2 separate regions of the Homo sapiens genome follow, and region 1 is linked to region 2. Evidence: chromatin loops called from intact Hi-C (ENCODE). Cell type or tissue: PC-9. All regions are shown on one strand. Links, peaks and the distances in the headings refer to the core of each region. The heading gives the core; the rest is flanking DNA. Region 1 overlaps GPD2 (glycerol-3-phosphate dehydrogenase 2). Region 2 has its middle 64 kb from the start of GALNT5.

Region 1 (16,398 bases), core at 5,788-13,787, 600 kb after region 2:
GAATTCAAAATAATGGCTCTAGGGATTCCTAACAGAAGGACAATATTAGGTCACAGCCATCATATTTCTGGTAAAATCAAGTATGTTCTTTTGGAAGAGGCTTAAATTTTTTAATTTGTAAGGTCACAATAGTCTGTCTCCTTTTTCATTTTCACCTGATGCCTTGCTAATGCCTATCGTTTTCGCTATGGGGCTTTTCTTAGGTAAACTGATGTGACTTGTGGTGGGTGGTATACTTACTAAGTTAGTGAAGAATACTTAAAACTAGAATTTTCACACTTAGGATCAGACAGGCTGCGGGCCACTATTCCTTATTCTTATCTCTCTACAATAGGAAGAACAAAGAAGGCCATTCAAACTCCAGGCTCCACACAAACTCAACTCTTCCACTTACCACATTTGTGACCTTGAGAGAGTCCTTCAATCCCTTTTTACCTCCGTTTCTTCACCTTTAAAAAGGGATAGTAACAGTACCCAATGGTGGAGTTGTTATGAATATTAAATGAATTAATCTATGCAAACACTTAGACCAGCCTCTGACATACATGAAGCCGCATATAACAGTTGTTGCTCTTGCGACAGTTATTGGCGCTGCTGATCACTCTGAACTTTTCTCCTTTAAATGCACAATAAGACCCATTGCATTCAAATCCACAGTAGGACCTTACTGAGCTGCAACAATTGAATAAGAAATTTCTACCATTTTATTTAAAGATGCTCTTCCCCCAATTTTTAATTCCATCCATTGGTATCTGGTTTTTGCCTGCATACACCTTGGCCCTGCGCTCCTAGGAGACAAAAACTCACCATACAAAGAAGTACATTAAAGCAGCCCCCAGCCATTGTTTCATTTTACTTTCTCTTAATTTCCTTTAACTTCATTATGTAACTTTGTAATTATTGAAAATAATAGAAAGGAAACATCTTTAAAATACACAAAAGTGTATGTGATGTTGATTCCTAGAACTGAGGAAAACTATCCTGCCCCAACTGTTAAAAAAGATTTATCTTTCTATGCTAAAATGAAAATTCTGAAACAAAGAAATATTACATGAGCTATGTTGACGCATCATAATAACAGTAAGAAAGCCTTATTCTTTGGGTGTAAATTTTATGTTTTTGTTTTACAGTTCCAAAAATCTATGCATTTGAAAAGTACAGCAACGGAAACTTGTTATAAGTCAAGTTTGCATTGCTATTGGTTGATTTTGTACATGTTTCCATTTCTTTCACCCTGAGTTCCCTGCAGCTTTATGACAAGTAAATGAAGATATTTGGAGCCTGCTGAAGAATTACAAACATTTGAGGTGGCAGGAGCAAGGGCCTGAGGTCATGCCCAAGATGCAGGTGTTCAGAATTCCAATCCCTGCCTTAGCAAGGGCTTGCTGAGTGCCCTTGAGCAAGTCACTTTGCTTCCCTGGACTTCTCTCCTCCCTGCTAGGGTGAGGATATTAATGCTCAGCTCCCACACGGGGGGATCAAGTGTATTAAGTAATTAGAAAACAAGATTCCCATAGAACTCTGTAGGAAATGAGAATTTAGTCAGATGATTCTTAAGTGTTCTGGAAAACAAAAAACAAAAATTAGACTGAGAGTTATACAAAGCAAAATTTAGTTGTCAATACATAAGATTGGTGGAGGCTACCTCTCCATTTTACCTAAGCAGGAAAACATAATATTTAAGGACATATATTATTTCCAAATAAAATTCCACTCTTCTCTCTCTCTCTCGCTCTCTCTCTCTCTCTCTCACACACACACACACACACACACACACACACGAGATACCCTTCCTCATTCTTTCTTTATTTTAAAGTACTGCACCTATTTGGTTTCAAAATAGGAGCCTTCTACATAAAATTATCAGCTTTAAAACAATGTTTGAAATAATTAGGTCACAAATTCTGGAGCCCTTTAATGTGGTTGCAATTCTATAACTATCTGCGCATTCCATGTATGGCCCTATTAAATGTACCAGGCACCAATGTTGCCGGCTGTCAAGAAGCAAAATGAAAAATAGTTTTAATAGCTGCTCTTTGACCTGTTTTATATTTTATGTCAATTATAACAGCACACAACCATGCATAATTATGAAGCATAGATGCATTAAAATGTACACATAATTTGTGTTCTTATGGCAACCATTGCATTAGGCTCTAGAAAACAAACCTATTGTTATAAGTCATTTGCACATTAATATATTAGTATTAAATATCGAAGACAGATTTGTCTATCCATCTGTTTTGAGTCATTGTAAGTAAATATATCTTTTTGGAGGGGTGGACAAAATCTCTACATAAATGCACTGTAGGTGCCATCTGCACCATATATTATAATACAGAGTTTAGCACCATCGTGCATAGCAACTCCAGCAAAGACGGTGCCATGTGATTGTCATTTGAATGTCATTTTTAAAAAATGATCTGGTATATGGACAGAAGGAGGATTTTTTTTCTGGCACTGCCATGAAAATTCCTTCATTTGACTATCCTGTGGCTTTTGGATTTCTTTCTTAAAAGCTTATATTTTTCCAAGGATAAAAGGAAAATAATTATTTTAATGCTGGGTAAATGAACAAAAGAGTATGTTTTCTCTATGGCAAAATTAGTAAAATACCACAGAAAAATTGCTTTAAAATATCTGATAATTGTAACAATGACCTGAGAAGCAGGTAATAAACCCAGAAAATGACCTTTCTATGCTACAGATGAGGAAACCAGGGATTTTTCTACTAGATGACAAAACAGAGTTATCAAAGAACAATCAGATAACTCCAATTTTAACTTTTCAGCATCCTCATAATTTTATGGAGAGTGAAGCTGCTGGAGTGGAGGGCACAAGAGAGAGATACAAGATAAGAAACAGAAATCAGACTTCCTAGCCCCAAGTTTTTCCATTTAATACTTTCATGTTCATAAATTTAATGGAAGTAAGACTCCACTATCTTGTCAGTTTTGACCCTATTTCTCTATCTCTGAGCAATTGCTTTAGATATCCATCTGACCTTAATTCATCTGAAAGCTCACATGTAGAATCTATAACAGTCGAACTGATAGAAACAGAGTAGAATGGTGGTTTCCATGGGCTGGTGGGTAGGGAGAACATGGAGATGTTGGTCAAAGGGTATAGAGTTGCAGTTAGACAGAAGGAATAAATGATAAGTATTTAAGGTGATGGATAGTTAATTAGCTTGAGTCAATCATCCCACACTGTATAACATCACAGTGTACCCCATAATTATATAGGATTATAATTTGCCAAAAATTTAAAATAAAAAGTAGAAATAAATTGGCAAAATAATGAACATTTCAGTAAGGAAAAAAAATCAAGGCAGGAGGTTGAGGGATGAGAGGCAGAGGCAGCAACGAACTGTTTCCCCGAAGTCCTGACTGAAACAGATGACTATTTGTATTTGTACTTAATTCACTTTAAGTGATCACATTTTTATTTGGGTGACCAGAGAGAATCAGAACAATTTCAACATGCCTTTCTGAAGCTTCATCTAAAGTGTTTTTCACTTCTCTGTTCTTTGCTTCTTTTGTTAGTTGTCAGTAAATGTAGATGTAAAGAATGTTTATTCCATTTCCACATAACCAGACTTTGAATTCAGGCATTTCTGGGATGATTTTAATCTACAATGACTCCTTAATTCACTCATATATTTACAGGTGTAATATATATTACATTTAATTCACCATATATTTACAGTTTACAGGTATTACATCCGTTGTCAAAGTATCACCCAGATATTATTTAAAGCTTTAATTTGTTTCAATTCCAAGAAGTTTCTCTAGGATCTTTAAAATACTTGTCTCTAAATGCAGTATCTCTATCTTTAAATAATCATGTAAAATGTAAAGTGTTTGGAAGAGGACTGGAAATATCTGGCTTTGATGGACTTTTTTTTTTTTTAAACTTGTGGCACTATGGAAAGAAAATTGCTCTGTACTAGCATAGCTCATTCCTACCTAAGATTAGCCAGATAAAGGGAATAATTTTCTGAAGAGAAATGGGTACTAATGGAAGAAAATAAAAGCAGGGGAGAAATAACTGATGAAGAAGGAAGAAAATATGTACCTGAGTAATTGAAGGCAAAAACACAATGAGAAAGGTTGTAGTAGTGAATCTCTATCTCAAATTTCTAGAAAGAGCTATCAAAATTCAGACAAACACCTTGGAACTCATGCCTCTGAAGCTCAACACTGAACAATTTCAGATAGTTATGGAGTGTGTCATGGAGTCACCCATGAGACTACCTGGCTGGCTTCATGCCACACCGTGTTTTGTGGGATAAGATTTTGAGTCTCACAGGCACTGAGAATGGACTGGGGATGAAGATGTGAAGGAGATCACAAAGCCGAATCCGACAGAAAGAGGTCTCCCTTTTGAGAATGTTGAGGTACACTTAATTTAGAATTATATGCTTTTCAAATTTTAAATGCTAAAGGATCACCAATTTAAAGAAAATGGCAGAGTTAGTTCCTCACAGGGCAACTTTCTAAATATTGTCTTCAGAATGAAAATAATATAGTCGATCCTATAGTATTTACTCATTGTTTTAAGCACTGTTTCCTCAAATCCATTTTTACAACACAAAATTGATATTTGTTTAGCTCACAGACATTTGACAAGCATATCTGTAGTTTGCTTACTCTCATGTACTAACATGGAGTTTTACACTTTTTAAAAATTGTTATTATTGATTCATTTTACCCATTTAAATTCTTACAGTATTTTTTTCCTTCTATTATGCCTGTATGTGTTATGTGCTGATTTGACAACATAATTCACTGACTTCCAAGGCTGCTTCATTTTTCTGCACTTAATTATCCAACCCAACTAAAATTAACTTTTCAAAATAGCATTCTTTCACATGCCAGTTATAAAACTGACTACAAAGAAAGTTCTATACATTTCGGTGGATAATACTTCGAGCCAAACTGTCTAAACTGATGGAGACTCTTTACCATTATATTTAAACATCTTAGATTTTTCTCCAGTTTGTCTTCTTTACATAACTTCTTTTTCCTTAGTAAAGTCTACTAGTTTTATTCCTATGTCACCATCTTTACCCTCATTTTCCAGGAAATGGGACAAAGCAACTTCTGTTGAAACACAAAACCCCTTACTTGTCACAAGTGTCAATCAAAACATTGCTTTGTTGATCTCTGCTTGGTTTTGGTTTCCTTTACATTCTAAGGAACTTCTTTCTTAAGAAATTTTTATTTTAAAACTTTATTAATTGATATATATATAAAGAAATCACCAATTAGACTCATCCTTTCAACATTGGCTTATTCATTCATCTGTTGCATATTACCAGGGCTAATGGGCAATATTCACACATTTGGCAAAAGTTACCATCCCAGGAACCTGGCTTCCTCTGGATATTATAAGGTATTCAACACTAATGACAATGCTTCTGGGTTCTGTACTCGGGGAGGCACAGCTGCCAATCTGTGTAGTACTAAACTTTGGGGTGGGACCAGGGACCTATCAAATGGACAGGACCAATCTTTAAGTATACAGCACACAGCAGCATTTCTCAGTACTTCAAACTTGGGGGTAGGAGACTGGTGCAGCATTATAATGGATATCCTAATTTAATTAAAGAATAATTATAGAGCTACAGATCAGAACATATGTAAGATTTCAGAAAAAGATGACATTTCATTCTATCTTTAAACATTTAAAAATTATGTGAAGCCCCTAGAGGATTTTTGATTTGATAAAGAAAAAAACTTATGTAAAATCACATGCAATTTGCCCTTCAAATGATTTTAATATTTATCATAGAAACAATACATGCATTAGTATATGGATTTTTAAAAGGTATAGGTAATTTCCTATGCATCTTCAAGTTTACTTAATGGAAGCCTGGATGTCCGTGTAAAGTCACGTTGGATCTGATGACATATTTTTAATGGCATTACTTACTTGTCCTAACAACTGAAAGACTTTTTTTTTGGTGGGGGGCGGTGGTGGGCGGTGGAAATCTCTCTGGTGCTCAACTAGAAACATCCTGGGGGTGGTAGGAGTTTTCATTTTCAAAGCTATCGCAAGCCAAAAAGACTTACTGAATGCCACTACGTGTCAAACCTGTTTAGATTCAAAATATTAACTCCCCCCAAGTTATTGAGTTTTATATTGACAAGATGTTCCACTTAGTTGCCTATCTTGAAGAAGAAAATAAGAGGCTTGCATTGATTTGAGAACTATCTCTCTGGTTAGGTGCTTTTGTGATTTTATAAAGATTGAACTTCCCAGGGTTAGTTAAAGAATAATATGGCCCTGATAAATCACTGATATGCAGAAAAGGACCAAATCTCTGCATTTCTGAACCACCAAGGGGTAAAGAAAACAGGACAAGCCTTGTCTTACCCACATGCCAAAAATCAGGTTACTCAAACTATGTAGTGATAATGACCGCTGAATATAGCATAAGTAAATATTTGTTATGGGGCCTACATGGTATGAATGAAAAGGACTTATTCACTTTACTTTGGACCCTTCCTTGGGTTTGAACAGAAAGTCCGACTGATGAAATCTCAACACTTGGTCCTAGACCAGCAGACTGCTCAAGGAAGAAAGCACTAGCTCTTGTAAGGTCAGACCGGGTTTGGGCCAATCAGTTGCAGAGAGGTTGTTCTTCGAAGCACTGCTGGCATTTGGGAGTTGCTGTGACAGGCTACAGGAAGAGATTTCATTCTTCTTTAACTTGGTGGCCAGCCTGCAAGCTACTGTGTGAGTCCTTTCCCCCTAATCCATACTGTTCAGTTGCCACGAAAGCTTGTAAACAGGAGCCTCCATCAGTTACCTCAGAGTGGTCTGAACAAACTAACATCATAACAAGAGTGTTTATGGAAAAATGCTTAAGCACTGAAGCAGAAAGGGCTTAGCACTGATCAGACCTCTCTTCCACCTTTATTCTTCACTGTTCACATTGAAATGCAAATATCAGCGCAGGGTTTCCACTGGCGTGCCACTCACAAATTGAAAAGCAGTTTTTATCTATGCAAATGTAAGCATGGTAATTGAAGTTAATCAATCAATGCTAGCTTTCACTAAAACCTTGAACATGATTGAATAAAGTAATTATCATTCAGCGAAAATGATGAAGTTGTAGACAGCATGAACCTTATTAAAGGAGGATTTTGAGTCACAATGGCTTAATTTAGCTAACAGCCCAGCCTTAGCTCAAGCAACATACTACTCTTGCTGCCTAGAATTGTTTTACGATTAAAAAACAACAACAACAATAATAATGGGGGTGGGGGAAGACGAAGGTAAGGATAAAGTAGGGGCTTTATTATTTTTATAGTGCTTACATTAATAAAAAGTACTTGTCATGCTAGAAAAGAGAAGCCATAATTAACATCTTTTAAAAAGCTCTGAACAGATCAGTGAACAAAGATTGCTATGACATTTTTGATATGCCCAACAGCAATAACAGCCTCTTAATGCTATTATTATATTTCTAACATAAATGGGTGAAATAAAGTGAGCATCTCAGAAGTTTTAGTAAAAGAAACACAAAATTAGAAAAATATTTTCATGTGCAAAAGGAACCTATTGAGATTTTGCAAATCGAATGCTAATCTCTTAAAAGCATGACGTCGAATATAATGTGTATTGTTTTTATTGGTTTACAGGAGTTTCAATAATAAAACATATGCTATGTTTTGCACAGCCTTTCAAATATTTCATTTTTTTCCAGAGTGCCATATATTCAATTACTTGCTTTGATTTATAAAAAACAGTCCACCAGAAGGTGTTTTACCTTTAATTCTAGTCTATTTTTTTTTCCAGTTTCTCTAAACTCTTATCTATTTTTACTTATGACTTAAATGCTTTTCTTTAAAAACAAAATTATTTTATTTAAGCCAAAGTTTAGTGTTATTGTTGAAAAATCATTTCAGGTAGTGTAAGGGAAATAATGCATCTCTGGAAAATGTAATCAACAGTTAGTGTGTAACATAATGTAAACTGATTATGGAAAGAGGTTCCATTTAGCTTTTTCCAATGTATTTTTGAAAAACAAGGTTAACTAGCAATATTTAGATTAGAGTCGCCCAGCAGGATATGGTGACTCTAAAGAACCTACAGTAATTCTATTGGATTCAATTAGATTGAAAAAATTAAAGGTCTGTAATCTTGCTAATATTATTGTACACCCTTAGGGAAGTCATTCCCTCCCCCAACTCCATTTTGGTTGATGCATTTCACATTTAGTGTATTTTGAATAACAGTTTACGGGATTAAAGCAGCATTCCCAACTGTATTGCAAAAAAATCCCCCCTCCCTTTTTCGGTGGTAGGGAGATATATAGTGCTAGGTATTTTCTTCTAACATACAATGTCTCCATGTATCCAAATCTCTTAAAGCTTCAGTACGTTCATATACCATCACTTGTATCACTAATAAATAAGTAGGTGACAAAAATAAATTCCAAAGTTTAAATAAGTAGTGAATGGATTATAGTAAAAACAGTTACAGGATTTTTCCAGTACATGTTTTCCCTGAATGTAATTGTCCTGCCTCCTACTATTTAAGTAAAAGCAATCTGCTTATTTATTATCTTCTATGCCATCCACAAAGCACTTAAGTATCACGCTGTGGCTACTGTGGTAAAGTGACATTAGAATGCTATATAAAAATAGTTAAATAGAATCAAAATATCATTTTTACTTGGATAATAATGTGCATTAAAAGTATGATATTGATTGTTTACCTTAAATGCCCTAATAGCAGCAAATTATTCATTTCTGACCTTCTGTGATTATTTCCCACTGCAGGACCAACCCAGGACAAAAGTTAATACATCTCATTTTCTTATTTCTACTCAGGTGTGTCAAACTAACAGTAGCAAGAAAGACCACAGGATAGAGAGGAGACTGTCTTTATTTTTGACCCTTCATTTTCTGCAACAGTCAGGAGTTGACATATTTTGGATTAAAAAGAAGAAAAAATTAAGCAATCATGCAAATCAATTACCAATATATTCACAAAAGATCCAAAGTATATAGAATATTTGCTTTCTTATTCCTAGGATTCATATAGACTAAAAAGGATCTGTATATAAACAGTAAATATTCTATCATCAATGCACCATTTGCAGAACTGCAGAGTATCAAATAACTGGATAGCTAGGAAGTTAAGGTGCTGTGAAGTATTACAGCTACTGTTTTTCTAACTGCTGAAAGCACCAAGACAATACAAAGTTTTGTTTAGAAACAGTTTTTCCCTTGCTACCTTGTGAATCAAAGGAAACTCTTAAAGTCCAAATGCTTGCAATTTAAAATCTATTTGAAACAAATCAACACTTCGTATTTTTGTTCCAAGATGTGTTGCTCTCCCAAGCTTTCCCTGCTGAAGGTTTTCTATTAATTGTACTCTCAGTCCAATAGTGGGTTCTCTGACTCTAGCCTTCACTTGTCTACCATAGCTGTGATGGTTAAAAGCTTCTCCAGTTTGTCACAGAGTTTAATATGCACCCTACATAATTATGCAGGATTCACTGTGCTATCAAACTGCAATTCAAATTAGTTCAGGATTAAAGGCACAGAACAGTACTGCTTCCTTAATTGCATTGTACTGTGCTGATCACATTCAAATACCCATTACTCATTCCCTCTGTGGAGCAATAAGTCAGGGGGATTAATATTCAGGCAGGTGACAGGGCCAAGCCATTAAAAGGCAGTTATGCAGAAAGCATGGCTGGTTTTATTCACGTTAATGAAATCAGTGAAATGAAACTGTAATAGATTTATCAAAGCTCAGATGGATTTGCTGTAAATCAGTTTGATTCAAGCAATCAAACTGGACAATAGAGATAGTTTTCAGCTCTAGCAATGGGTGTCAGAAAGCAGCATGTGAAAAGTGCTGATATTCTTCATGTATGGATTTGATATCCACCTCATGCACAGGCCTATTCCCAAACCACTGCTGCTAATTTTTTTGTCTTTTGAACTAGGTGCCAGTGGCTGATAAAACATACAGCATATCGTCTTAATACAGCACTTACACTGTTTTTATTCCTCATTTTTAAGTCCCCCAGAACATCAATTCTTTCCAATTGCTGGCAGAGAAAAAAGGAAAGTTCGACAGTGCACAAATTGGCATCGCTGTCCCTCTACTTCCCAGAACAGGAATGCAACTTTGGCCAGGGTGACTCCGCACAATTAGTACGAGCTGTGCTACACCAACATGTATGCAAAGGGGAAAATGGTCAGATAACAATTTCCAACAGTAATGGGATGATGCAGGAGCCCTGAGAAGCTGAAAATTTACTTTTGTTCTGGGTTTAATGAAATAATTTGGTATCCATTAGAGGGCAGCATAAGAACAAAAACTAAGCACAGCAAGGGACGTTTCCCCCGCAGATTGACAAGCACTTTTCCTGAGGTAAACTTTTTCGATGTACTAATATTTTACAAGTGTAAAGCCAATGAATGGAGAAAACTAAGTAATGAAGAAGATGGGAACGCATCCTACTGTTAGAGAAAAATGACACCAAGGACAGCATATGCCAATTTAGCTTTAGGGAGTTTTCAGGCCATACATTAACTCCTTCCACACTCCACCTGTTTTTAGGGTTAAAATAGAAATGCTCCTTTCTGGAGCTTAATGATCTTGTATTTTGCAGACAATGTTTCTGATGGAATTACGATGAATTGGGAAATAGTGATCACGTGTTTGTGTTCATAAGAAGTGTATCATGAACTGTGGCTTATACTAAAACTACTCTAATTGGTCCAATTTTTATTTATTAGAAACAAATTGTTGAAGAACTAATGCCAGTTTTTAATGATCCAAAACAGAAATAAATGTTCTAGTCTATTACCGTCCTATATGGAATAAGTCAATATTAAAGCTAATTAACCCTTTTCAAAGGCATTTTGTCCCAGGTTTTTATTTAATGGTTCAGTGCTGCTTCAAGCATGGATCAAGCTGGATAAGCTCCATTTAAAAAATGGCCCATTTTGAAAACAGTTTAGCAGCTCACTATGACAACTATATTTATCAGGATAAACTTGACTTTTTCAACTGTATAAATAAGTGACCACAGTTTCTTAAAAGATCCAACAATAAAATAGATGATGGTTTCTTAAAAGATCTGACAATAAAACAGAGATTAAGGAAAATAGCCAAATCTCTTTAGTAACATTATAACATTATAAAAACTGATTTCATTTATTGCTTTTTAAAAATATTTAGCTTTAGAAATATTTTCAGGTTTTTACTTTTGGGGGTATTCCTAATGGGGGTTCAGGGTGGTCCCCATATAAGTTATTTCATTCTAGGTCACATGTGAAATGAAAACCTAAGATTTGTCCTTTTTGGAAGAAGCCATGATTTTTTAATAGTGTTCAAACACATAGTGCGAAGCACATACTTTTCAGGCCATAAATGACTACTTTGACATATGAAATCCTATGAAAATTATATACATTATTTAAAGAATTTGGCACTCTTCCCCTTTGCTATACTAGCAAATCACAGAATGTACTTTAATATCAAGCTATTTTTGACTTATAAAATAGATGATATATTTTGTACATGAATTAAATTCTTCACAGTACCAGAGGAATTAATTTTAATGTTATGAAATTTTGATTAGCCTGCTGTAAAATCAGAATTGTTTACCGCAAGTGTCTGGGTTCTGACTCTTATAGTCTTTCCAAACAGATAATGAAATGAACTGGGAATGGGGGTGGGGGGGCGGCAGAGTAATTTATGAAAACATGGTACACCATAATTTTGCCATTTGTCTGCAATAAGGATGGCAAATGATTCATGGGATAAAATGAAATATTTCTCACTGTCATTTCAATGGATCTAAGATTTACAGCTTCTCAACTTGGATAGGAAAAACTCTGTATGCAGAAAAATGAACTGTAAATCAATTAATGATGGAGATGAAAAACAAAAAATGATATTGAAGCAAAGGTGAGAAAAATCTAAGCAAGAAATTAAAAGGGAAGACGTGACTATTTACTTTGAATCTTTGGAGGCAGGAGGTAGCAGAGAGGGAAGCCTCTGTTTAAGAGGGCATTAAGGTCAGGTTAAAGAATAGTGATATGTTGATTGAGGTCATTACGTTTAGATCACTTAGACAAACAATAAGATAGCTTTTAAAGCAAAATCAGATATGCCTAAATTGGATTTAAATAATAAATTTAGATCTAGTTTTATAGTATAAGACTAAAACAAATAAAGAAATTCTGTGGTTATGAAAGATTTGCCTCCAATTCAAGATTGTCCTTAACCAAAACTATTATTTTATAGGCACCAGGGCCAAAGCATATACATATATATGTATTTCACACCTCCCAACTGCTTGGTACAATGAAGGAAAGCTAGCAGCAGCAAATGAAAAAACTGATCCTAGGCTCTACAGGAGTCACTGTACTTGGAAAAGGAGAGCAGGGATGTCTGCTGTAGGCACAGACCATGGGCATGAATGGCTCAGAAGCTGGTGGAACTAGTTGTAGTCTGGGCCATGCACTAATAATCAAGGTAGGTACTATGAAACTCAATCCTCCCACCTCCTCTACTGAAAGATGATATATTACCTATGACTACAGCATACAAACCTTAACCTCCCTAGATTGAAGCAACTCCAATGTGAATACAATTAACAGGGAACCCACGGTAGGGTATGCTGAGCAATGCAATTCAAATGCCAAATGTGGAGAACAAAGATGGTCCTGATAATTCTGCTAAAGTAGTATTTTGCTTAGATCACATGAGTCTTATTATTCTGGACCAGGTATTTAACAAAATATAAAGATATCTATTACTTTTTGCAAAGAGCTCAGGACCCACAGGACTACCTCTGGTATCGTCAAGGCTCAATACATCATGTTCTGTGCCTGTATTTCACAAGTTAGGCAGCTAATTAGAGACCTAAAATACAAAACACATGCACAAAAAGCTCATCATCTCTGTCTCCTATACAGAATTTGTTTCACTATGAGGGTGCCAGATCAATTTAAAACTTTTGTTGTTTCCTTCCTTCATAAGTCAAATGTCATCAGGTGAAATCTGATACCAGGGACAGTACAGTGTTGATAAAGATAGTAAAATATTGATGCTAGTATCATATTTTTTTGATGACCATAAATTTTATACAATTGGGAGCAATATTTTGATAAATTAGATATTAAAAAATTTTAAAGCACTAACAGATTTGATAAGCTAGATCAACAAAAAATGTTTTAAGCTGCCATGTATTTTTTTCCAGGCACTGAACAAACAGTTTATTGTTCCAAGTCTGTCTGGGAGCCCTTGCTTTGGGGTATTCTATACGATTTCAAAGAACCTTCAGAAGCTCACACATGCCTTTGGGCATGCAGAACCAGGAGGCAGCACATCTAAACCACAAATGGAGAATATACTCCATCTACGTGTGTAAATTAAACCCCATAAAATAACATGGGCATTATAAAATTTGTGTTAAAACTGATAACAGCTTTACTGATTTACTGACAATGAAAATATATAGCATTTTTTTCTGTCAGAGCATTTATCAACACTTGGCAACCCTGCACTAACTTGACATGTAAGATGATCAAAATGGATTATGTAATCTTTCCCATTCATTTCTATTGATTTTAGTTATGATAAAATTCATCAGTGTGCCTGGGAACGCTTAGGCTGAAAGGCTCTGGTAGATTTAAAAAAATAAATAAATAAATAAGGAAATAAAAGGAAAAAAGAATTCAACTGAGTTGTAATAGGATGAATGTAATTGTAGAATAGGATTGCACAAATACAGAAGTCATGCCCTAAAGGCTACAGCAACAAATTAATACAAATAATTCTGGCAGTCTTATAAAATTACATCTATCTCTGTAGATATTTCACTTTTGTGTCATCAAAAACACAGTTTGTAAAAATATTTTCAAACTTTTTTTAAACTTCAACAGTAATCAAAGTTATCTGACTGCAAGTAACATCAAAATGCTAGCAAATAGACCATTTTAATCAGTTTTATTGATTCATGCTTCCAGTTCTTATTCAGTTAAAAACAAGGCACATTAAATACATCCTCTTATTGCTCTATAAATGCATGCAGCTCATTCTGTGTATCAAAAGTAATAAATAATGGCCATAAAACACCAAGACAGTTATAAAAATGACAACCCAGCCTCAAACATAGTATTTAACAGTCCAGTCTAGAACAATAACCCAACATGATACATAAAAGTGCCACATATGAAAACATGCGGTGTGTATATCCACTCTAGCACTGAGCTTACACTTGCTATTTAAAAACATAGTAGGGCTTTTTCACTCCTTCAAAAAGGTTGACATGATGCAAACATCGCAAGTTATAGCATCATTGACTTTAATATTACATTCATATGCCAAAAATCTTTACAGATACATAAGAGAAAAATAACATCAATGATGACTCCTACAGTATATTTAGTAAAAGTGAGAATGAGTTTTTTGTTGTACAAAAGAGGAAGCTACATATTTTGAAACAGACAAAGCAAAGCCAGAAACTGAAGCAGGATAGAGAGCATGCATTTAATAGCAGAAATCCTAAAGTTACACTCAGTATAAATTGATTGAAAGCAAGAATATTGCAAACAGCATGATGGATATGAGGCAGACAACCTTGGCTTAACAAATAATCCAGCATTATCATTATTGTTATGACTGTGGTGGGGGCTATTTAAAGGAGTATCCAACTCTCCAGCACAGATGGGGGTTCCTTCACCTGAATCCCCTCAAAGGCTCTTGAAATAAATCACTTGATAATAAAAGGCAATCCCTGCATACCCACCCCGACCCCAACAGAATCAACTGATGTCAAGTTTATATGCAAAGGGAAAAAATTTCTTTTGTGCTTGGAATGAATTTTGAAGAAGCTTATTCCCCCCTATTGCTTGTCTCCCTTTCTTAAATCAGGTAAAGAAGCTGTACAGGTTTAATTAAGAGCTTATACAAAATGCTGGGGTGCTTTATTCACAGTAACGGCTTGAAATCAGTTCATTTCCAAATTGAGTCTCTGGGATTGGTGAAGGACTCTACATTTTAGAAATTAGCAGATTTAAAGTAAAAGCAGATATGCTCAAAAGAAGAAAAGTGTGCTTTTCTTTGTCCTTAAAGGAACTTCATTCATAGCAAAGCATGCACAAACAAGGCCTGTTTAACAAACACAGATCTGCCCGGGCCCTACTGTAACAGAATCAGGGAGGGTACAAGTCATCGTTATCTTGATCTAACTAGAAAGAGAAAGAGAGAAAAACAGAGAGAGAGAGCACAAATGTACCATATTGTGTATATCATCTGGGATATTTTAAAGGACAATTTATCTACCTATTAAGTGTCACTGGGTTCTAAACAATGAAACTTGTTATCTGGATAGCAAAAAACACTAAGTTGTAAAGCCACAAGCTTCAATTACTTTAAAAAAATGAAAAAGCCAGTGTAAAAATTCACACTTTGAAAGAAAAAAGTTCACAGTGATACCTGGGAGCATCACTTGCTCTGTTTTAGGATTTCCCTTAGGAAGTGGCAAGCGTCTAAAACCTCATTTAAAAACAAAATGAGCTAAGATGCTGTCTTTCTCTGCAGTTTCTGTTTCTTTCAGAGGTGGTGGGTGAGTGCGTAGGTGAGTGAACCTCCAGTGTTTACATTGTGACATACAGGCTCAGAATCCACTTGAATAAGGCATAAAGATACTCTGCAGTATTGACATAAATAAAAATAACAGCAAAAAGTGTTTTATGTGCCAGTTTAAAAAACTAAGACTTCAAGTCTCTGCAATAAAAACCTGCCATGAAATAAAGTGTTACATCTCCTATTAGATACAGAACCTGATGTTAAAAAAACAACAACAAAAAAGTAAGTAGTTAACTTTACAAGAGGAAGTACGATTAATAAATATTCAGATAACTAGTTAAAATGCCACCAAAATGTAGCAAAAGCATCCCAAACTGCATTACTTGTTAAATTCAATACACACTGACTTTTGCTTTGGACTCTGTGTGTGTGTCGGGATGGGGGTTGGTGATTATTTTTCCATTTTTGTTTTTGGTTTACTGAGAATATTTCCATGGAGTACAGAAGGGGAAAGACTTTAAGCAACCATGATGACCTTGGAAACTGGTTATGTGCCTTATTTAACATATAATTATAATTAAAGTTAACTAAAGTCTATTCCATCTTCCTTTACTATGGTTGCAAGTACCCCCAAAAAAGATGGTAAGCTAGATTTGACAATACCACATGCTTCAAAATTTAGGCTTGGGAATTGAATCTTTTGTTATCATATGTGGATATATAAAAACACATTTTTAACTCTTAAATGTATTACTACTGTAATAATTAGATAAATTTGGTCTCATCCTATTACATCCAAATTGCCACTTAAATGCTGGT
Region 2 (16,398 bases), core at 3,458-11,457:
TTTTAGGTTCAGAGCAAAATTAAGTGAAAAGTACAGTTTCCTTATACCCCTATCACCACACACACACAGTCTCCCCCACTATCACCATCCCACACCAGAGGGGTACATTTGTTACAATCAATGAACCTACATTGACACATCAGTATCACCCAAAGTCCACAGTTTAAATTATGGTTCACTCTTGGAGTGGTACATTCTATGGTTTTGAACAACTGTATAATGACATGTATCTACCATTTTAGTATGATACAGAATAGTTTTACTGTCCTAAAAATCCTCTGTGTCCTATCTATTTATGCCTTCCTTCCTCCAAAACCCTGGAAATCACTGATCATTAACTGTCTCCATAATCTTGCTCTTTCCAGAAAGTCATATAGTTGTAGTCATATACTATGTAACCTTTTAAGATTGGCTTTTTTCACTTAGTAATATGCACTTAAATTTCCTCAATGTCTTTTCATGGCTTCATAACTCAATTTTTAGTAATAAATAATATCCTATTGTCTATATGTATCACAGTTTATTTACCCATTCACTGACTGAAGGATATCTTGGATGCTTCCACATTTTGGCAATTATGAATCAAGCTGCTATAAATATCCATGTGCAGACTTTTGGGTAGAAATACATTTCAGTTCACTTGGGTAAATACCAAGGAGTATAATTGTTGGATCGTATGGAAAGAGTATGTTTAGATTTGAAGAAACTTCCAAACAGTCTTCCAAAGTGGTTGTACCATTTTGCATTCCCATCAGCAATGAATGAGAACTCCTGTTACTTCACATCCATGCCAGTATTTGTTTGTGTCAGTATTTTGTTTTTTGGTCATTCTAATAGTTGTATATTTGTATATTGTTTTAATGTGCAATTTTCTAATCATGTGTGCTATGGTTTGATTGTGTCCCCTTCAAAATTCAGGTGTTGCCAATGTGATAATATTAAGAAATGTGACCTTTAAGAGATGATTAGGCTGTGAGGGTTTTTTCCTTTCTAATGGGATTAAGGGGATTAAGGCCCTTATAAGACAGACTTCACAGGGCATTTGGGTAGGTTGCTATCTTGACCTTCTACCTCTGCCATGTGAAGATCCAGCAAGAGGCCTTCACCATACACCAAATGCTAGTGCCTTCATCTTGGACTTCCAGCCTTTAGAACTATGAGAAAATCCATTTCTGTTGTTTATAAATTGCCCACCTTGAGGTATTGTTATAGCATCACAAAATGGACTAAGACAACATGTGATGATGGACAACATTTCATATGCTTATTTGCCGTTTGTATATCTCCTTTGGTAAAGTGTCTGTTCAGGTCTTTTGTCCATTTGTTAATTGGATTGTCTCTTTCCTTGTTGAATTTTAAGAGTTTGTATATTTTGAATAACAGCCCTTTGTCAGATGTGTCTTTTGTAAATAGTTTCTCTCGGTCTGTGACTTGGCTTCTCATTCTCTTGACATTGTCTTTCACAAAGCAGAAGTATTTAATTTTTATGAAATCTAGTTTATCCATTATTTCTTTCATAAATTGTGCCTTTGGTGGTGTGTCTAAAAAGTCATTGCCATAGCCAAAGTCATCTAGGTTTTCTCCTATGTTATCTTCTAGAGTTTGATAGTTTTGCATTTTACATTTAGGCCTATGATGATCCATATTTGAATTAATTTCACCAATGCCACACCGTCTTGATTACTGTAGCTTTATAGTAAATCTTGAAGTCAAGTGGTGTCAGTCTTCCAATTTTATTCTTTTCCTTTAATACTGAGTTGGCTATTCTGGGTCTTTTACCTCTGCATATAAAGTTTATAATCAGTTTGTCAGTATCCGTAAAATCACTTGCTAGGGATTTGATTGGAATTATGTTGAATCTATAGATCAAGTTGGGAAGAATTGACCACTTCACAATATTGAGTTTTCCTACCTATGAACATGGAATGCCTCCACATTTATTTCTTTCATTAGAGTTTTATCGTTTTCCTCATATAAATTTTATACTATTTTGTTAGATTTATACCTCAGTATTTTATTTTTTGAGTGCTTATATAAATGGTAATATGTTTTTAATTTCAAATTCCATTTTTTATTGCTGATATGTAGAAAAATAATTGACTTTTATATATTAAACTTGTATCCCACAGCTTTGCTTTAATTGCATATTAGTTCCAGAGACTTTTTTCAATCATTTCAGATGTTCAACATAGATCAAAAACAGTTTTTTTTTCTTAAAATCTCTATATCTCTTATTACTTTTTTATTCTATTGCATTAGCAAGAACCTCCAATATGATGTTGGAAAACTGCAATGAGGAGAGATAACTTTCCCTGTTTCCTGATTTTAGAAGAAAAGCTTTGAGTTTCTCGCTACTAAGTATGGTGTTATCTGTAGTTTTTTTTTATTTTTATAAATGTTCTTTATCAAGTTGAGAAAGTTCCCTTCTATTTCTAGTTTGCTGAGAGATTTTATCTTGAGTGGGTATTGGATTTTATTAAATGCTTTCTGTGCATCTATTGATATGGTCATGTGATTTTTCTTATTTAGCCTATTGATGTAATTGATTATATTACTTGATTTAAATGTTGAACCAGCCTTGTATAGCAAATTCCTACTTACTTGTGATGTGTAATTCTTTTTATACATTGTTAAATCCAATTGCTAATATTTTTTGAGGATTTTTGCACCTATATTCATGAGAGATATTTGTGTGCAGTTTTCTTTTCTTGGAATGTCTTTGTCTTGACTTGGTATTAGGTAATACTAGACTCATAGAATGAAGTAGGAAGTATTCCCCCCTGTTTCTGTCTTCTAGAGGAGATTGTAGAGAATGGATATATTTACTTCCTTAAATATTTAATAGAATTTACCAGTGAACTCATCTGGGCCTGGTGTTTTCTGTTTTGGAAGATTATTTATTATTGATTTAATTTCTTGAATAGAAATAGACCTATTCAGAGAGTCTAGTTTTTATTTTGTGTGTTATGGTAAATTGTGTATTTCAAGGAATTGGTCCATTTCATCTAGGTTATCAACTTTGTGTACATATAGTTGTCTGTAACATTCATTTATTATCCTTTTAATGTCCTTAAGATTTGTAGTGATGCGCCCTCTTTCATTCTGATATTAGTAATTTGAGAGTTTTTTCTTAGTTAGCCTAGCTAGAGGCTCATCAATTTTATTAACCTTTTCAGAGAAACTGCTTTAGGTTTTGTTGATTTTCTCAATTGATTTCCTAGTTTCAATTTTGATTTATTTTTATTTGTTTCTTTTGCTGAATTTTGATTTAATTTTCTATTCTCTTTAAAGCTTATGTGATTGATTTTAGATTTTTATTCTTTTATAATGTATGTATTCAATGCATAAATTTCCCTCTAAGCACTGATTTCTCTGCTTCCTACAAGTTTTGATAAATTGTATTTCTTTCCTTTCCTGCTCCCTACATTCTTTCCCTCCTTCCTTCCTCTGTTCTTCCTTTCTGTTTATAGACAGTCCCCCTCTGTCACCCAGGCTGAAGTGCAGTGGTATGATCATAGCTTACTGCATCCTCGATCTCCCAAGTTCAAGTGATACTCCTGTCTCAGCCTCCTTAGTAGCTGAGACTACAGGCACACACCATCATCCTTGGCTAGTTATTTCTTTTTTCTTTTTTTTTTGTGGAGATGGTGTCTTGCTATGTTGCCTAGTCTGGTCTCAAACTCCTGGCCTTAAGCAATCCTCCCATGTTGGCCTTCCAAAGCACTGGGATTATAGGCATGATCCACTGCGCTCAGCCAAGAAAATGTATTTTCATTTACATTTATTCCTAAATGTTTAAAATTTCCATTGGGGTTTCTTCTTTGATCCATGTGTTGTTTAGAAGCGTGTTGTTTAATCTCTGATTATTTTAGAATTTTCTAGTTATCTTTCTGATATTGATTTTTAGTTTAATTCCATTGTGGTTTGAGAGCAGACATAATATGACTTATATTCTTTTAAATGTGCTTAGGTGTGTTTTTTTTCTTTATCTTTAATTTTCCAAGGTTTGAATATAATATGCATAGGTGTCATTTTGTTTTATTTTTGTTTTTGTTTTTGCATTTGTCTTTCTTAGTGTTCTGTGAGTTTCCCAGATCTATGATTTGATGTGTGCCATTACTTTGGTGGGAATTCTCAGTCATTATTACTTCAAATATTGCTTCTGTTTCTTTCTCTCTTTCTTCTCCTTCTTGTATTCCCATTATGCATATGTTACACCTTTCATAGTTGTCCCACAGTTTGTGGATATTGTGTTCATTTTTTTCGTTCAGTCTTTTTTTCTTTGCTTTTCAGTTTTAAAAGTTTCTATTGCCATATCCTTAAGCTCAGAGATTCTTTCCTCAGCTGTGCGCAGTCTATTAATGAGCCTATCAAAAGCATTCTTTATTTCTATTACAATTTTTTTATCTCTAGCACTTCTTTTTAATTATTTCTTAGAATTCTCATATCTCTGTTTACATTATCTGTTTTTGCATGTTGTCTACTTTTTGCCTTAAAACCTGTAGCATATTAATCATATATATGTATATTTTTAAATTCCTAGTTTGCTAATTTCAACATTCCTGCTATATCTGACTGATTCTGATGCTTATTCAGTCTCTTCAAATTGTGTTTTTAACCTTTTAGTATTTCTTGTTAAATTTTCTTTTAAGGTGGATTTGACGTACTAAATAATACAAATTGATAAATAGGTTTTTAGTAACGTACTGTAAAGTGTAGGCAGAGAGAAGCATTCTGTAGTCCTATAGTTAGGTCTCTGACGTCTGGTAAGCCTATGCCCCTGAACTGTAAACTTCACCAGTGCTTCTTAGACCGTCCTCTTGCATCCAGCCCCACCCCTCCCACCCCGGCCCCTTTGGTGTAACAGAATGGCTAGAGTTGCTTGGAGTTGGCTATTTCCCTTCCTCCAGGTAGGTTAGGCGCCAATAAACCCCCTGTAGTTAGACTCTGGTAGAATAGTTTCTTCTGATGGCAGGCCTTGTTAAGAACAGAATATTCTCGTTTATTTCAAAATGGTTTGTTTTCTCCTTTCCCTGTTGGAAGCGTCAGGGGACTTTTCTTAAATATTTACTGTGAGGACCTGGTAGGGCTCCTGGAGGTAAAATTTACAAAAGTGTATGAGCCTTCTATGATTCTTGGTTCTCTAGGAGTTTTTAACTCTCTGTTGTCCACACTAAGCCTCCAGTGGCAAGATAAGTCCTTTAACTTTTTAATTTCCTTTTGTCATGTAACAAAATTTTGAGAATTTACTTATGCTTAAAAATAAGTCAGATATTATGAGGGATTTTAGAGGAAACAGGACCCAAAATTCAGGTTACCAAGAAGAATGAAACTTCACACATAAATATGTTCACAAATATTTTAACTCAAGATGTAAGTAAGAACACATTAATATAGCAGAAGCGAACTGGGGAGGCAGGTAGTATAGCAACTGGGCACGAGTATCAACTGGAATTGAAGAGAACTGGATTTGAATCATGATCTGCTTTTTATTTTCTATAAGACTTAAGGAAAATCAACTACTTGGATTATTCAGTTTCCTTACCTGTAACATATGAATGATCAGAGGTATGTTGGAGCCTACTCCCACTGGCTTACAATAGCAAATTTGTTTGTTTGTTTGTTTGTTTTTTGAGACGGAGTCTCGCTCTTTTGCCCAGGCCGGACTGCAGTGGCGCTATCTTGGCTCACTGCAAGCTCCGCCTCCCGGGTTCACACCATTCTCCTGCCTCAGCCTCCCGAGTAGCTGGGACTACAGGCGCCCGCCACCGCGCCCGGCTAATTTTTTGTATTTTTTTTTTTAGTAGAGAGGGGGTTTCACCGTGTTAGCCAGAATGGTCTCGATCTCCTGACCTCGTGATCCGCCCGCCTTGGCCTCACAAAGTGCTGGGATTACAGGCGTGAGTCACCGCGCCCGGCCACAACAGCAAATTTTTAAATTTTAAGGAATTTGGGAATCCAATTATTAAAAATTATCATTACTAAAAATTAAATTGTATAAACTTTTGAGTAAGTAAATTATGTTAAAACCAAAGGAAACATATGCTCAAAACTCATTTTCTAAGTGTTTTGCTAGATTCTACTACAACCTATGCTTTTGAGATTATTTACATCAATGATATCTAAAGGTTGAAAATAATAATAATACACTGCATACCAATTGGCAAACAGTATAAATTGGGCTTAATTTATACTGTTGTTGATTTTTATATATAAGAATGTGATGATAAACATTAATATTGCAGATGAAATCTAAAGGTGTATTGTGTTCGTAATTTACACTGTGAAATAATACAAAAATTGAGAAAATATTTTTCTACTATTTGAAAATAATGATGTGATTCAGCAAAATAATCACTCATTCATTGATTAATGAATGAAGCCCACCATGTGTCTTCTTTTTTTCACTTTCATTTTACTCATTAACCTTAATAAAACATCAACTTCCATTTGTGTTAAAATTATACTTGCTTCTCAGTTGTGACTATGGGTTGGCTATAGATACAAGTCATGGACGAAATTCAATGAAAGCATTCTGTGAACTCAGTTGGCTATATAAAGGGTACTGTGTATTTGTTACTGTTTCAACATGATAAAACACCTAGGGCATCCAACACAATTTCTGCTACATGAATGGTTATTGTTAATGTGACTTTTAAGTATGTGTGTGTGTAGTGAAGAAATAATTAAAGAGTAGAGTTTGATTTATAAGGAAAAGTTTTCAGAGTAGGTGTGTTTTGTAGTAGATTTTGAAGTGAGGTTGTAAATTGAGATAATCTAAGGCTGAAAGGTAAAATGAAGATAATTTACTGATGTTCAGTTTTATATGTCTGTAATTATCGTGCCCATTTTCTTTAGCTTACATAGGCTAGTTTTCTTTACTAGAATCACAGGAAGTTTTTTAAAAAATACCGATTATTGGATGTCATAACCTATCTACTAAATCAGAATCCCCTGGCATTTGAAATGCATTCCTTGCAATCCCAGTGCAGTCAGTCCAGCTATGCCTGTGGACTGGGGTTTGGAAACCACTAGAAAAATAGAGGAGGACCTGGAGTTTTTCTTCAAATTCTGCTCTTCTTTTTCCTAGCTCGGTGAACTTGGGCAAGTTACTTGGCCTTTTTGTACTTTAGTTATCCCATCGCTAAAGTGGGAGCAATAATAAGATAGTAATGAAATTGTGATATTTAAGAAGACAGATGATATTCAGTACTGTCAAACAGAGAAAAAAATCCTATGGTTATATATAACATATTTCTTTTTTTAAAAATTCTGTAAGCCTATCTGTTGATACTTAAATAATTCTTACCTCATATACAAATAGTAATTTCTTAAAAACTTTATCTGTATTAATTCTGTGAGAAAAATTGCTACTTCTTACTGGGCAAATAACTGACATTTCAATTTAAAATGATCAACAGGCAATGTTTCACTAATAAAACACAAAGACTAAATTTTCCATTTATTAAAACTAAATTCTATTTTTATTTCAAATTTGATTAAGGAATCTCATATAGTTATTATGTACTGGGATTTTTGTTTGGAATCAGATCTGTATACAAATGTATTAAAAATATATTCAATGCTAAATTGTCTTAAGTCATTTGGCCATCTGTTTTAGAGAAATATACCAAGTGCTTAGAATTAATCTTGACAAACATTTCATAAAAAGTATGTGTGAAAAAATGTGCCTCAGAAGGGCTTGCGCCAAAGTACTTTCTCGTTTATGCCACAAGATGGTGCTTTTGCACTCTGTATATCCATTGAGAAAGTAATGTCTAAAATGGTTGACAAAAGACTTTAATTTTAGAAGAATCATTAGAGTTCAAAGAGCTTACCATTTCCAAAAAACACTCCCACTACACTCTTGAGTAGAAATGTTAATATGAAGGTGACAATGAAGAGAAATTTTTTAATCTAAGAGACAATTTGATATGTTTTTAGGCTGGGTTGTGGCTGTCAGTGTTATTTCTATCCATAACTGAGGAAAATTCCTCCAAGTAACAAACATCTGTATATCACTGTATAGTCTCTGACATATTATCATATTTATTATGGCACCAAAACTGGAGCTTGTGAAATGCTAGTCACAGCAAATTCTCTTAAGGCAGTTGGGTCCAAATGTGAGGAGAAGGTAAAGAGTCCTCTAAAAATAGAAAAGCTGTGCTTCATTTCTAAGATTACTTATTTCCTTTTGCATGTATGCCATTGTTTTATTCTTTTGCTCTTTATTCTAAAAAGACTGCTTGGCTTGTGCCATATTGAGATTTCATGGAATCTTAAGTTTTGGGAGTTGAAGAGTCTGTATGTATCTTTCATTCAACCTCTTAGCCAAAGAAGGCATTCTTTGTATACCATCTCTTGATCATCCAACTGTTGTTCCATCAATAGGGGCCTTTCTGTGCTGGCTTTTTTTTTTCTTTCTTTTTGCCAAAGCCTCTGTCATTAAAACTAGTGGAGAGCTTATTTATTTATTTTTTTAATTCCCTAACTTGTTTTCAGACTGTATTGACTTAAAAGCATTTCCTGAGGATCAAAAATCTTACAGTTTCACTATATCTTGCCTTTCAAAATGTAAGCTAGGAGCAAATTATATTTGAAAAAAAATCATTATTTACCTGCCTTGTAGGGTTTTTGGAGATACTGTATCCCAACATTTTTCAAAAAGCTTTCAGGAAACTAGCTACCGTTATGAAACAATTCAGAGTTTTTACCCACAAATAACATCTGTGCTTTCATCTAACTTGAAATTTCAACCTCAGACCACATAGAAGTTTCTTGTTGCAACTGACCAGCCTTTTGCTGAGTCTCTCAGTGACAGTGCATAAGAATGAATGCTGTCTATATGAAGCATAGTCTTTTTTTTCATTCAAGTAGAATCATTATTGTATATTCTGAAACTAAAGTTTTCACAACATTTATAACTTTTTGCCTTTGTGTATGAATGGGGATGTGGGTTGGAGGGAAGTGAAGCAGAAGGCAGAGGGGGTGGATATGGGGTTATCTGATTTCCATGGAGGCAAGGTGACACCTTCACAACGGACTCACCTTCTATAAGTAGCTCCCTGTCGAAAGCAACTACTTAAAGCTTCCCAAGGTCTCCAGAACAATTTTATTTGACCTTTTGTTAAAGACCGCCTCTACTAAGGAACTGATTATTCTGTTCCCAAGGGTGGAAAGTTGAGTCAGGTTTTACTACACTGTATATTAAAATTGTATCTACTCATGTGGTTTCTGTGTAGTACCATGGAATCCTTGATAATCTAAAAATGGAAGAGGAGAACACACAGCCATAATGCCTGACCTAAGGATTAAGTTACCTTGGTATGATTGCCGCCATCTTGAGTGTCATTACTCTCAAAGATAAGAATTTAACAGTTACAGCCCTCCTACGTAATCTGGGACTAGGACTGAAGCATTTATGACAATGGGGTGATTTACAGTGGAGTTACGAAAGGAAACTTTGATGTGATCTGCATCTATCTTGGTTAGCAATGCCTGCAGTGCATAAACTCCTTAGGGCTACATGGCAATGAGAGGGATGCCTTCATGCCTACTTGCTCGGGACTACTTGGCACACATTTCTGAGGTAAAAACAATTCATGCGACTTTGCCAAGTCTGCCATGCTCATTGTCCTGTCAAAATTTAGAAGGGAATATCTATCATGCTGTACAATACGTTTGATGGATATCATGATATATTTTTATGGGAAAGTGTACTGCACTCCTCCTCATAATCGTAAGAGGCATTTTGCTATGAGGGTGAGAGAGTGATTCTGAGGACTGTACCACCTAAACCTACATATTTAAGCTTTATGAGACTCCAGTGGGACTCTGAGCTAGAAAGCATCTGACCTAGTTGAATTTTTAATGCTTTTCGTAAAATGAAAGTCTGCATCATGATTCTACTTAACTGTGTTCTTTCTTCCTCAAATTACTTAAAGTGACCCATTTCGTAGTTGGCATAACTGAAGGATGCGTACTATGTAGGAAGGTATTGAATTACCTTCCTTGTCCATTTTAAAACGTGGAGGAGAATGCATTTCCAGGTAATGCTTCTTACCCATTGCTAACTTAGGTAGATTAACCAATTATCAGTCATTTAGTTCACAAGTATTTTTAACCTGACCAAAGGTAATAGTGTCAAAGGAAGAGGACAACAAACACCTAAGAAATCTCTCCTCTTGCCAAGAATTGGGATAAATGATAAGAAGCTGTCCTTGTGTTTTGATGCCACAGACAGGATTAAAATCATGCTGAACAAGGCAGGGTAATATGTTTAATCAATCCATTACTTGGGCACATCTGAGTATGGTATGAGGATTCAGTGTGAAGGAAAGAAAAAGCTGACCTGGAAGACTGGGTCTGAGTGTGGGATGCGGGGAGGACAGCTGGATATTCCCACAGGCAGGAAAATGCGATACTGATGGCTCATCACCTGACTGGGGCGTCTTTCAAGTTCTATGCAAAATGTAGCCACTGGTAGCTTTTAAATAATGAATTGTGGCCATTGACATCAATTCCAATGGCAATTTCTTCTAACATCTGACTAAGTTTGTCAGAGGATAATTATTTACCATTCTGATGAGTCCAGGCGGTCTGCTAATTAATTCTTCAATGGGATGCTTGCCATCCTTGTTGTTCCTTAATACTGCATGCTGAGGGTTGTGCATAAACAGGATTGGCACAGGGCCTACCATAATGATTATACAGGTTGAAAGCCTGGTGCCAAGTGTTGTTTAATTCAGTTTCCCTGAGGTCAAGGAGGGAGGACTTCTGCTGTGCCATGTATTTACAATTTTTGGAAAAAGAGTAGGTGAAAATGTCTACATTAGACAGTTTTAAATATTCCTATCTCAGTGAATATTGAAAACATAATTAGGACTAGGTGGAAATGTATTACAAATCTGAAAATTAGTGTTAAGTACATTAGACTGAGAAATTGGTAACATATTAATATTTTTAATCAGTAAATATAATCACAAGACAATTTATCTGTGATTCTTCCGAGGCAAGGACATAGGGATCAAGCAAATGAAGTGGAAGGTCATAACACCTGACTAATAATGAAAATAAATGAGAAATCAGGTTAACATTTTAGACAAGTCTTTCTTAAAAGATGGGACTGAGACAGATTAGACTTGCCTACTAGCACAGGACTAATTAAAATATGTTTAATTGATAAAGATTGTTGATTAGTTATGTTTTCTTGTAATCTCTGCTAGAAATCTCAGATCTGAAATTATACTATTCAGTTTCTATACACTGCTTTTTTTAAAAAAATAATTCCAACTTATAATTTTATGTTAAACTACATCGGGGGATGCCAGTTATGAGCAATATTTCACTTAGGACAGACACCCAATTAAGTTGACCTTGTCATTAAGAGAATCATGTGTTTCATTGCTGAATTTAAATCTTTGATAATCATTTTAATGGTACTTCAAAATGACCAGAAATCCCTAGCAATAGGGATTACAAATTCTCACATTTCCCCAGGCAAATATAGGACAAGACAGGCCACCTAGTCATGTTCCAAAAGGCTTTTTCCCTTCTGTATCAGATAAGTATTTATGGCAGACAAGCTACCTCTAGGCTTTATCGATGATGATAAACTGAGAAGGAATGACAGCTGAAGGAGAGAGGAAAAACACGAAGGCTAGCAGGAAACCTCTACTGGGGCATCAGTGTGCATCAGCAGTTCCACAAAGCATCCGCGGGAATGTAGGGGTGGGGAGGTCATGAGGAGTGTGTGAACTGACTCACTTAGCAACAATATAGTTTTAAAAATCCCAGGAATTTGAAGAAAGTGAAAGAACCCTTAAATCCCACATTGGATATTTTCTGAAAATTGATCTATAGTTTTATTCCAGATAGTTCATGGGCATTATTATCCTCCCATCTTTGGAATATCGTAATTTTTGAACATTACTAAGTTAAAACAAATATGGTCATGTAGTACTAGGACTCAAGCAGTGCCTGTCTTCCAGGGAACGCCAAGCCTTTTGCAGATGCTTTCTTCCTCTGCTATGCTCTCCCAAGACTAGGAAGACTCTAAAAACAGTTGTTGGGTTGTTTCCTAATTATCTTAGATGCCTACAAGAAGATTACTTTCTGCAACTATGATTTGTCTGAACTAACCTCATTTCCCATCCACTAAGGCAGAAGCTGAAACTTTCATTCTATTTCAACTCAAGAATAATTTAATATGTTATTTGTAGTTTCATCATTTTTTTTTTTTAAGTATGGTTCTGGTTTATTTTCTGAACAGACCTGAAAAGGAGGCAAGGTACAAGGCCTTTCAGTTCTCGGTTTTCATAGTAGGTGTATGGCAAATGGAGTTCTCACTGATGTGCTAATGTGGGCTTTTTGTGCTTCCCTCTTCCATAAGAACTACAGACACTGTGACCTATCTACTCTTTTTGATACGTATAATTTCTTTATGCTTGCTTTCCCAAACCAAATCAAAATCCTGTTTACACTGATGACTGGAAACTTGTATGTCTTAATCATACACTTCTTGAGAGAGACAGGCCAACAAGGCGCTTGGGAGGCATGCACACACGATTGCTATTTCTTCTTTCTCAACTAGACACTTTCAGGTGTTCCATACCCTTCTTAAAGTAACATCCTCCATCCATATTAATTAGCAAAATTGTCTCTGTTGACCACCCTCCAACATGCCCTATTAAAATTCCATTTCATAGGTGTCAATAGTGAAGGCAACACCGTTATCCTTACTCAATGTGCTTTTCTACATTTATATTTTTACTTGTGTGTTGTTGATTGAATCCTTAAGCGTCACACTACAGCACCAGTGGTCTCCAAACTGATTTTAATAATAAACTCCATAGCCAGTAAATCTTTTTGGCATGCGTTTGCCCTACAAACTGTGAATATTTGTTTACTAGATTATATGCATACAGGACTACACTACATATTTCTTTTATAATTATATAGTATATTAACAATTTAGTAATAAGACAGTAGTAGTAGTAACAATAAAGTGTATCAAAACTAGTATGCTTATGTAGACTACAGCAAACTAGTATCCAATATATTATAAAATACTATAATTTATTTACTTTGCATCACATACACAAAGGATGGGAAACAAGGAGTATGATATCATAAAGCCAATGTAAATATAAGTACAAGGCTAATTATTTTCCTTCCAAACCTAATTGACTGTCTTGTACAACACCCTGGGGTTCGTGCATCACCTTTGCCAAATGCTGTCATATTCTAGCAGAGAACATGAACGGAATTGTTATTACAACAAAAATATAATTTAAAATTATTTTATATCCATCTTTAGAACACATATTATGTAACTCACTGAATTATTCTTTGGCTTCACTTTGCAGTTCTTAATATAATAATAAAAGTAATTTGCATCTCCTGAAGGGGTATTTGCATGGTAGTGAACAGAATATCTTGAGTAGTTATGAAAAACTGGCCTGATATTTAAAATTTTCTCTGAATACACTAAAAAGTAAATAATAAACAAGTGGTTCTGTGACTTTATGGGGAAAAAAAGGAGATATAAAGACTAACACATCTTTTCAAGGTGCATGGAGAGAGACAAAGACCAAAGCAGGAACAGAAAATAGGTCCCCCGGCCTGTGTTCTGAAACAGTCACCTTGGTGGTACCTTGATACAGTAGTATTTGTAATTTCTACAATGAAAGAATACACTTTCATTCTTGTGCATGTATATAGTGATTTTTTAATAGTATGGTAAGGTCACTGGTAAAGTCACTAGTTGTAGCCTTCTATATAACTCTCATATGCCCTTAACTGTTCTCTTTTGGATAATCTTTCATTAAAAAATAGATAGTTAATAATGAGAATACATATTTGTTTTTTAGTTGGAGTTTTCAGATTTCTTAATTGGCACAGAATTTTAATCAGTCTGGTAAGTTAATGTTGACTGATAGTCTCTTTTTTAATATTGCCTATATCTTGAGCAGGTATACATTGCCTTCTAAATATCATTGCAGAAGGCTCTTTATCTTGTTAATTCATGTTCCTAAAAAACAGTTCTTTGGTTTTTACTATCTTATTTTACAAATATAGTTGATTCTCTTGAGAATTTGTTGAAAACTATGGACTTTCTCCCTGTGAAAATGCACATATTTACAAAATGACACTAGGTTAAGGCCTTTATTCTAGTATGATTATAGTATTAAACAACTTTCACACCCCTCAGTTCATAGGAAAATTATTTTTAATAAAGTTTTTTTATAAAATAAAACTTATTATTTTGCTGTAAACTTTATATGCAGAATTGTAGATGTGCTGCAGAGATAACAGTTTAAAACAGCAAAATAAGGAAACAGTGAGGAGGGGAGTTAAATAAGGGGCAGCCTTTCCCTATCATGACTGACTATTTTTTTTTTTTTTGAGATGGAGTCTCACTATTGTCACCCAGGCTGGAGTGTAGTGGCGCAATCTCGGCTCCCTGCAACCTCTGCTTCCCAGGTTCAAGCAATTCTCCTGCCTCAGCCTCCCAAGTAGCTGGGATTACAGGCGCCCGTCACCACACCCAGCTAATTTTTATATTTGTTTCAGTAGAGACGGGGTTTCACCATGTTGACCAGGCTGGTCTTGAACTCCTGACCTCAGGTGATCCACCTGCCTCGGCCTCCCAAAGTGCTGGGATTACAGGCGTGAGTCACCGTGCCCGACTGACTATTTCAACCTTTGCGGATGGTTGGGTCAGTGAGAGTGGCAAGAGAATTTCCAAAACCATGGGGTTGACTTCAGAATCAGGTGGATAAAGTCTGGACTCTAAGGCTCAGGCATCTCTGGTGCTCTGTCAAGAGTATTTGCCATGGTGGTAAAGAAATAGATGGTCCACGAAGTTTGGGAGCTGGGGATCAGAAACAAAGCGTGTGAGAATGGAGGTCAAAGAGTTAGCACCATTGAGAGAGAAGAAGGAAAATTCTTTATGAATCAGGAATTGTTAGCCCATGAACTATAAAGAGACTTATTTACCAAACCATGTGAAAGATTGATCTAAGGGTAGGTCAGTTTGAGAAGAAAAACTAAGACTTTCTTCCTTGGTCTGACTGAGCCTAAAGGAATTTTCCCCACTTAAAAATATCAGCCCTGACAGAAATTGTAGACTTTACAGGGCAATATTGAATTTGAATTTTACTGAGTTGATAGAGAATGCTTTGGAATTACATTATCTTAAATACTTAGAGTCAATGTCTAAATTCCTTGAGTCTCTTTTGTAAATTACTTTAATGCTTTACTTATTTTATTGAGTCTCCTAGATCAATTCATTGTACATTATTCTGCCACATTCTGGGAACTATATGTAGACATTGAATGCTTTCAAATCCTTTCCTGCCCAAGGCCTTTGTGCTTGTGCTTTTCTCTGTACTCCTCTTTTTCTCTGATATTTATGAGGCCCTCTCCCTCTTCTCCTCAGGTGTTTACCTAAATAATATGTTCTCCGTGAGGTAACCACCCTATTTGAGGTTACAGCCTTCCTCTAAGATTCCCTGTCCCCTTTCTTTGCATTGTAATTTCTCTCATCATTTATCACGATGCAACAAAAACAATGTCTTTTTATTTTTCATGTTTGTTTTCTGTCTCCCCCCAATATAATATAATTCTATGATGGAAGAGTGTATGTCTGTGGTTTGCTGCTGTTTCTCAAGTGTCTGGAACAATGCACATAAACAGGCATTTGATAAATACTTAGTAAACAAATAAAGGAAAGATGGAAATAGGTACTTTCATTTATTCACCCAACAAACATATGCAGTGCCTTCTGAGTATAGATCACCATAGTGGTCACTTGGGATATGATAGTGAATAAAAAGGACCTGGTCTGTGCTCTGAAGGAGCTTACAGTATATCCAGAACACAGGCCCATAAGTACATAAATATAACATGATGTTATAAATGCCATAAAATACTGAGAGACTGCAGAAGAGGGAGCTGTTAACTCTTCCAGGAGTAGTCAGGGAAGACTTTGCTGAGAGGTTGACCTTTGAAATGCATTCTTAAGAATGAGTAGGAATTCACTAGGGAAAGAAGGGTTGGAAAGATAGAGCAGGTTTCATTTAGCATGCATAGATATGTAGTTACAGTGAAAGAGACTGATGCTGGGGCAGTATTTTCAGGCATGTGAATATAAATGGGAAGAACGTGTGACCATCACCCCTTTCTGCACTGTACCTCTGAAGATCACTCTTGGCTAGCAGCATTAACTGCTGGGTACAATATTTCTATCTTTGTGGTCCTCTTCGCCTCAGCCAGTATGATGCTTTTGCTTGAAAAAAGCCACCTCATTCTCTGATTGTTTTATGCCAAGTTGGTGTGTTGCCTGTGATTGTTTCCCAGCGTTCCACAGCTTGAAGTTTGCTTTAGTGTATCCTT

What was found. Peaks named below come from ENCODE experiments on the same cell type or tissue, not always from the same donor. Only the 100,000 strongest peaks of a DNase experiment are listed, where the experiment ranks them.
Region 1: it touches region 2 in a loop (8-fold over the local background); 20 of 110 quality-filtered maps call a loop at or near these places.

Annotation. Positions count from the first base shown.
Region 1 is chr2:156,583,735-156,600,132 of GRCh38, reverse strand. It overlaps GPD2 (glycerol-3-phosphate dehydrogenase 2), which reads right to left. Exons shown (of 17, transcript NM_000408.5): 17 at 13,730-16,398. Among named protein-coding and RNA genes, the nearest start is that of LINC01958, 75 kb to the left of the region's middle. In PC-9, for the core only: a CTCF peak has its summit at 10,328 (motif pointing right); no DNase peak of the experiment used is centred there.
Region 2 is chr2:157,185,625-157,202,022 of GRCh38, reverse strand. No RefSeq gene overlaps it. Among named protein-coding and RNA genes, the nearest start is that of GALNT5, 64 kb to the left of the region's middle. In PC-9, for the core only: CTCF peaks have their summits at 7,555 and 7,757 (motif pointing right); no DNase peak of the experiment used is centred there.